Linked DNA regions of Homo sapiens: region 1 is linked to region 2. The links are chromatin contacts, found by Hi-C or POLR2A ChIA-PET in ENCODE. All regions are on one chromosome and are shown on one strand. Each heading gives the region's core, a stretch centred on a gene start or an enhancer-like site at or near the end of the contact. The rest is flanking DNA. Distances are from core to core; before and after follow the strand shown. Region 1 overlaps TEAD4 (TEA domain transcription factor 4). Region 2 overlaps TEAD4 (TEA domain transcription factor 4).

Region 1 (3,174 bases), core at 491-2,990, 60 kb after region 2:
CTTCTCTGTGCCTCTGCTTCTTTGTGTGAATAGTCAGCAGTTTGATCTTGGGGACCTGCCAGGGGCTGTGTCGCTGAAGACCCCGTGTATGTGGCCGGCTGGTACTGAGTGGGGGGCTGTGGCCTGCCCTTGCCCCACCCCTTGCCTGAGCCCTCTGAGTGCCAGCGGCCTGGGCAGGTGAAATCAGAGATGAGGGAGCGCCGGAGGCCAGGGCACCTTGGCGGTCATCTGCTCCCTCCTCCGCATGTGTGGGGCGGGCAGAGGCACCAGAGGAAGACACATATGTGACGGGGAAAGGTACATATTCGTGTTTGCTGACAATGAGACTTTGCGTCAATCGTGGGTCCTCACAGGCTGCCCCGGCTCCCCCCGCATCGGGAAGCTCCTGTCTTCTGCTCCCTGGCCTGGTCCCGCCTTCCCCCTCCATCAGCTGGTGTGAACTTGGCCACACACAGTTAGGAAGGAAAACTGCTCAGGCAAGGAAACGGTGTCGCCTCTCCCGGAGCCTTTCTTTTCCTGCCTGGCTGTTTTCTCAGTCCTGGCTCCCAGGCCCTGAATGTGTGTGCTGGAGAGGCAATCAGAACCCCCTTGGAGTGGGAGGAGGACTTGTCCGTCTCCAGTCCAGCCTCCCTGCCTGTCCCCTGAGTTACTGCTCTTACTGAGGGCGCTGTGGTGGTCATTCATAGACTCTCGGACTGCTGGGACACATTTCCAGCTAGAAGTGGCATCTGCCAGCCTGAAGGGCTGAGGCTGCTAGGGCTGTGCACAGCCTCAGCCCTATCTGCTGAGCGCCACGGGGCCTGGAGCGAGGGACTGATGCGATGAAGCTCCCTTCCTCCCCCAGAGCCCCGCAAGTCCAGCAGAGGCCACCTGTCTCTGGGGCCGGTGAGAGGGGGCCTTTGGTGGCCATTAACGCCGCTCTGCACATTGGAAATGCCAGGCAGAGCCGGGCTGCACCGTGGAGGCAGCAGAGTACCCCAGGCCTTCCTCCCATCTCAGCCTGCTCTTCCCTTTCAGTCCCTGACATTTCTCCCAGGCACATACCAGCACATGACAATGAATCTGAGCCCCTCCAGGCCCCCACACCCGGGCTGCGGCTGTCTCTGCTCATCTGTCAGTCACCCGATCCCCCACACCTGTTCCAGGCACAGCTGCCCACCCGCACGCACAGCTATGAATAGGGCGGAGGGAGGGTTGCAAGGGGGCACTCACAGGGCAGGGGACCGGGGCAGCTCTCATTTTTTCTTAGGCCAAGAAGCGTAGCTTGTTTTGGGTGGTTGCTCAGTGTGGGGGGATATGAGGGTGGACAGGAAATGTCAGGAAGGAGTATAGCTGCAGGAGAAGGGGTGAGGCTGTAATTAGAAGGATCCAGGCACTGAGGACGAGTCGAGGTGCTCTGGGGCGGTTCGTCCGTGTCGCCGGCTGGTGTGTTCCGGGTTTATGCAGTGTGAACATGAGTTCTGGGGCTGATTGTGGGATCTCTCTTTCTCCCCCTGACCCATTGCTCAACCCTAGCACTTGCATTCTATTTGTTCTCCCGATTATAAATTCCCTGAGAGCAGAAACAATGTCTCAACCTCTCTGGGCCCCCCTGCCTCTAGCACTGCTGGCCTGGGCTGGACAAATGGGCACCTGAGCGATGGGAAGAGCCAGGGAGTGGGAGCTGATGACAGAAGAGTGTATCTGAGATGGGGGTGGAGCTGGGGCGCAGAACTCTCAGGGTGAGCAGGACAGGGTAGGTTCCTGCTTGCGCCTGAGGGACCTTGCTCTTCCCACTGGTGCCACCCGGAGGTGAGAGGGTGAACAGCCGCCTGCAACCTTGATTGAAGGCCCACCCTACTAAGGCCCTGGGAGAGCTTAGTTCTTGCCTCCAGGGAGCATCGTATCTGGAAGGGGGCAAGGACATCTGGACAGATTATGACAAGCAGGGTAATAGAGGGGGATCTGCCAATTGCTCCTGGGGGCTGGGGGCAGCCGCTGCCTCTGTGTGTCTGGAAGAGCTGGGAGGTGTGGATGCCAGTCCTTCCCAGCTTGGCACACTGGATTCTTCTAAGATGGCACGTGAATATGCATTTTTTTAAATAGTTAAGTAGTTGCCCAGGCTCAGTGGCTCATTCTTGTAATCCCCCCACTTTGGGAAGCTGAGGCAGGAGGATCACTTGAGCCCAGGAGTTCGAGACCAGCCTGGGCAACATGGCGAAGCCCTATCCCTGTGTTTTAAAATAACTTTATTTGAAAATATGGAAAATAGTTATAGGCCAGACGCGGTGGCTCACGCCTATAATCCCAACACTTTGGGAGGCCGAGGCAGGTGGATCACTTGAGGCCAGGAGTTCGTGACCAGCCTGGCCGATATGGTGAAACCCCACCTCTACTAAAAAAAAAAAATACAAAAACTAGCCGAGCGTGGTGGTGGGCACCTGTAATCTCAGCTACTCAGGAGGCTGAGGCAGAAGAATCACTTGAACCCGGCAGGCGAAGGTTGCAGTGAGCTGAGATTGCACCACCACACTCCAGCCCAGGCGACAGAGCGAGATTCCGTCTCAAAAAATAAAATTAAAAAAATAGTTATATAGTTATTTTCATATATATTAGAAAGAATAGAATCCTTGATTTCATGGATTTATTGCTTAGAATGGAATTAAGGAATAAAAGTGAGTTGATTTCAAAGAATCAGGATGTGTCGTAGATGGCACATGAATGTGGCATTGATCAGAGGGACCATGCGCGGTTAAAATCTGAGGGTCACCACCATTGATGCCTGGCCTCACCTCTTGGTGTTCCCCACCATGTCCAGTGCATCCTTCCCAGGCAGCTGGGCTTCCTGCCAGCGGCATTTCAGGCATTGTTCACATTTTTGCCCTGTGCTTCCAGCTACAGAATATGTCCTGAGCACACAAACTGTCCCCCAGGCCCTTTTTAGGAACAGTCTGACAAAGTCAGTCTCCTAGGAGGAGCAGGTGACTTCGAGAAAATAGGAGACAGGCCAGGTGCAGTGGTTCACACCTGCAATCCCAACACTTTGGGAGGCCAAGGTGAGAGGATCACTTGAGGTCAAGAGTTTGAGACCAGCCTAGGAAACAGCGAGACCCTGCCTCTACAAAAAATTTAAAAATTAGCCAGGTGTGGTGGCACATGCCTATAATCCTGGCTACTCAGGAGGCTGAGGTGGGA
Region 2 (3,316 bases), core at 687-3,186:
CAAAGTGCTGGGATTACAGGCGTGAGCCACCGCGCCTGTAGAAAAACATCTCATCCTATAAAATAGAGTGAATCTTTCCCTAAATTTATTTTTAACATACATACAGCAAAATACAGTGTTTTTGGTAAGTAGTAGATGTTGACAAATGCACAGAATGTGTTTTCACCGCCACCATCAAGGTAAAGACTGTTCCATCCCCCAAACGATTCCATCCATGCATTGGCCCCTTGGAGGTCATCCCTCCCCCTTCCCCTCTTGGCATCCCCTGGCCACGCTGATCTGTTCATTCCTATAATTTTGCCTTTCAAGAATGTCTCACAAATGGAATCATGCAGTTACATAGCTCTTTGGGTCTTTGCTTCTTTCACTCAGCAAGGTCATAGCTCACTGCAGCCTTGACCACCCAGGCTCAAGTGTCCCTCCCACCTCAGCCTCTTGAGTAGTGGAGACCACAGGCACACGCCACCACGCCCGGCTCATTTTTGTACTTTTTGTAGAGATGAGGTTTCGCCATGTTGCCTAGGCTGGTCTTGAACTCCTGGCTCAAGCAGTCCACCCGCCTCGCCTCCCACAGTTGTGGGTGTGTGCCACCATGCCCAGCTGTTGTTCTGAGAGTTCTTTCATATTCTGGATACAGGTTCTTTGTCAGGACAGTCAGATATGTGATTTACAGATGTTTGGAGGAAATTAGTTTATGGAGAAAATCTTCACAAGATGATGGGAGTGAGGAACTCTGAAAGTGAGGTGAGAGTTTGGTGTCCTGAGCTGTGGCCTTTCTCACAGTGCAAGATGGGACCAGGAATGAGGAGTGGGGTACACCTAGAGAATGACATGAAAAAGAGGAGTCACGGGGCCTTCCAAGAAGCTCTGTTCCTGGCGTAGAGCATGGTTCAGAATGAGAGGCACAGGTGGGAATTTTGGTTTGCCGGGCATCCTTCCTGCCTGGCGGGCTGCACCTGGTCTGCAGCTAATGGCCTGCTGGGTCAGGCCGGGCTGGCCCCATCCAGAAAAACAAATGTTCATGTCCAGCCTGCATTTCAACCACTTCCATGGCCTTGTTTCCAAACCGGATGATCGTGCCTTCTGGAATGGGAGGCGCGGTAACTGGCAGGCCTGCAGGAGTAAGGTGCTGGGTGTGTGGCTGGTGCAAGACAGAATCAGTGGGGGTGAGTTTTCTGGGTCAGGGTGGGTCCTCTGGGATGGTAACCTCAGCCTAGGGTCTGAGTGAAGGCTTCCAGCTATTGTTTTTTCTTTTTTCTTTTTTCTGAGACGGAGTCTCACTCTGTCGCCCAGACCGGAGTGTAGTGTCACGATCTTGGCTCACTGCAGCCTCTGTCTCCCAGGTTTTCAAGGTGCCTTAGCCTCCCGAGTAGCTGGAATTACAGGCTTGAGCCACCACGCCTGGCTAATTTTTGTATTTTTAGTAGAGATGGGAGTCTCGCCATGTTGGCCAGGTTGGTCTCGAACTGTTGACCTCAGGTGATCCACCTGCCTCGGCCTCCCAAAGTGCTGGGATTACAGGCGTAAGCCACCGTGCCCGGCCAGCTTTGAGCTGTTAACAGAATGTCTGAAACATCATAATCTTCCTTCCTATCCCTGACCAGGCAGGGTGGCTCTGGGACAGAAGACTTACATGAAAAATGACCAAGGCCAGGATGGATGCCGCCTCCCACCTCTTGTCCAAGCTCATTCTAACCCCGCCTGCTCCTATGTCCTCAGAGCCATGGCCCAGTCCAGAGGCTCGAGTCTTCATTCTTCCCCCTGGGGGTGCAGATGCTTTTCCAGAGGTGCTTAGGGCGTAGGGCTGGAGAGTAGGGCAGAGCTGGAGTCCTACTTTCCCGGAGCTCCTAGTGCCCCACTGCCTCCAGGATGTCCTGTGGCTCCCTGAGGCTCTGGGTCCTGGAAGGCATTCCCCGGTGTGGAGACTCCCTCTTCTGCCTGGCTCCTCCTTCTCCCAGGGCAGGGCGTGCACCGAGGCCCCACCCCAGATGCCCGTGCTGCTTGGACACCTGGTTTGGGCTGACCCTCGGGTTCTGACAGGGTGGGATCCTCCTGCCTGACTTTGAGAGCAGCTGATTGAGGGCAAACCCACCCCCGAGGCTGAGGAAACAAGTGTGCTGGCTTTGACGGAATTCCAGGGCAAGTGCTTCTGTTAGTCACTCCCGGGCTAAATCTATTAATATTTTCAGATCTGCATTTTCCTAGGACACGCCTCCTTAAAGTGAAGCCAATTGGTTTGGTTGAGTACTTTTGCCTCTCAAGTACTGTATTTTCATAATTTTTGCTTTTTGCTTTATTTCACTTTTAAAATTTTGTATTTATTTATTTTTTAGTATCCCTGTCATGGCAACTTTTGCTTTATTCTAGAACCCTGAAGAAAGGCCCCGAGGAGAAAAAGTCTCTCAACCCTTAAAACAAACAAACAAAAAAAGACTATAATTTTGAGTAGTTTGGGGTTTATAGAAAACTTGAGCAGAAAGTAGACTTCCCGTAGATACATTCTTGCCCCGCCCCCAGTCAGTTTCTCCTAGTCTTAACATCTTGCATTTGTTGCAATTGATGTACATTTGTTGCAATTAATGAGTCAATATCGGCACATTATTATTATTATTATTATTATTATTATTATTATTATTATTATTACTAGAGATGGAGTCTTGCTCTTGTTGCCCAGGCTGGGGTGCAATGGTGTGATCTCGGCTCATGGCAACCTCTGCCTCCCAGATTCAAGCAATTTTCCTGCCTCAGCCTCTCAAGTAGCTGGGATTACAGGCATGCGCCACCACACCCAGCTAATTTTGTATTTTTAGTAGAGACAGGGTTTCCCCATGTTGGTCAGGCTGGTCTTGAACTCCTGACCTCAGGTGATCTGCCCACCTCGGCCTCCCAAAGTGCTGGGATTACAGGCATGAGCCACCGTGCCCAGCCAGCACATTATTAGAGTCCATAGTTCACATTAGGGTCCCTTCTTGGTGTTGTCCACTCTGGGTTTTGGCACATGGGTAATAATGTGTACCCACCATTACAGTATCATGCAGAATAGCATCACCGTTCCCCAAATCCTCCAGGTTCCGTTTATTCATCCCTCCTTCCCACTTCTGGCAACCATTGATCTTTTGACTGTCCCTGTAGTTTTGCCTTTTCTAGAATGTCATATGGTTGGAATCATACACTATGTGGCCTTTTCAGATTGGCGTCTCTCACTAAGTAATACGCATTTGAGTTTCCTCCATGTCTTTTCATAGCTCATTTTTTTTTTTTTTTGAGACAAAGTCTTGCTCTGTCACCCAGGCTGGAGTGCAGTGGCATGATCTTG

What was found. Hi-C counts contacts between places; a loop is a spot of excess contacts on that map. ChIA-PET counts read pairs that join two places held with the same protein, here RNA polymerase II (POLR2A). Pooled maps may share reads with other maps.
Region 1: a loop to region 2 is called in a map of psoas muscle, with 2.9 times the contacts of the local background. The contact joins two enhancer-like sites. A Hi-C loop is called at or near these places in 28 of 168 maps with a recorded cell type or tissue (Caco-2, HepG2, aorta and 12 more), 1 of 37 single-sample maps with no recorded cell type and 20 of 50 pooled maps. POLR2A ChIA-PET finds 5 or more read pairs at or near these places in 5 of 52 experiments (AG04449, H1, OCI-LY7 and 2 more).

The regions. Positions count from the first base shown.
Region 1 is chr12:3,032,556-3,035,729 of GRCh38, forward strand. The region is part of intron 10 of TEAD4 (TEA domain transcription factor 4); the gene reads left to right. Among named protein-coding and RNA genes, the nearest start is that of TSPAN9, 43 kb to the right of the region's middle. RefSeq lists an enhancer at 1-171. Within about 2 kb of position 1,741, at least 4 of the 41 ENCODE cell types and tissues checked have a DNase peak (open chromatin) inside an H3K27ac peak, as active enhancers do; they include gastrocnemius medialis and psoas muscle, where a contact is called at or near this core.
Region 2 is chr12:2,972,760-2,976,075 of GRCh38, forward strand. The region is part of intron 2 of TEAD4 (TEA domain transcription factor 4); the gene reads left to right. Among named protein-coding and RNA genes, the nearest start is that of TEAD4, 15 kb to the left of the region's middle. Within about 2 kb of position 1,937, at least 3 of the 41 ENCODE cell types and tissues checked have a DNase peak (open chromatin) inside an H3K27ac peak, as active enhancers do; they include gastrocnemius medialis and psoas muscle, where a contact is called at or near this core.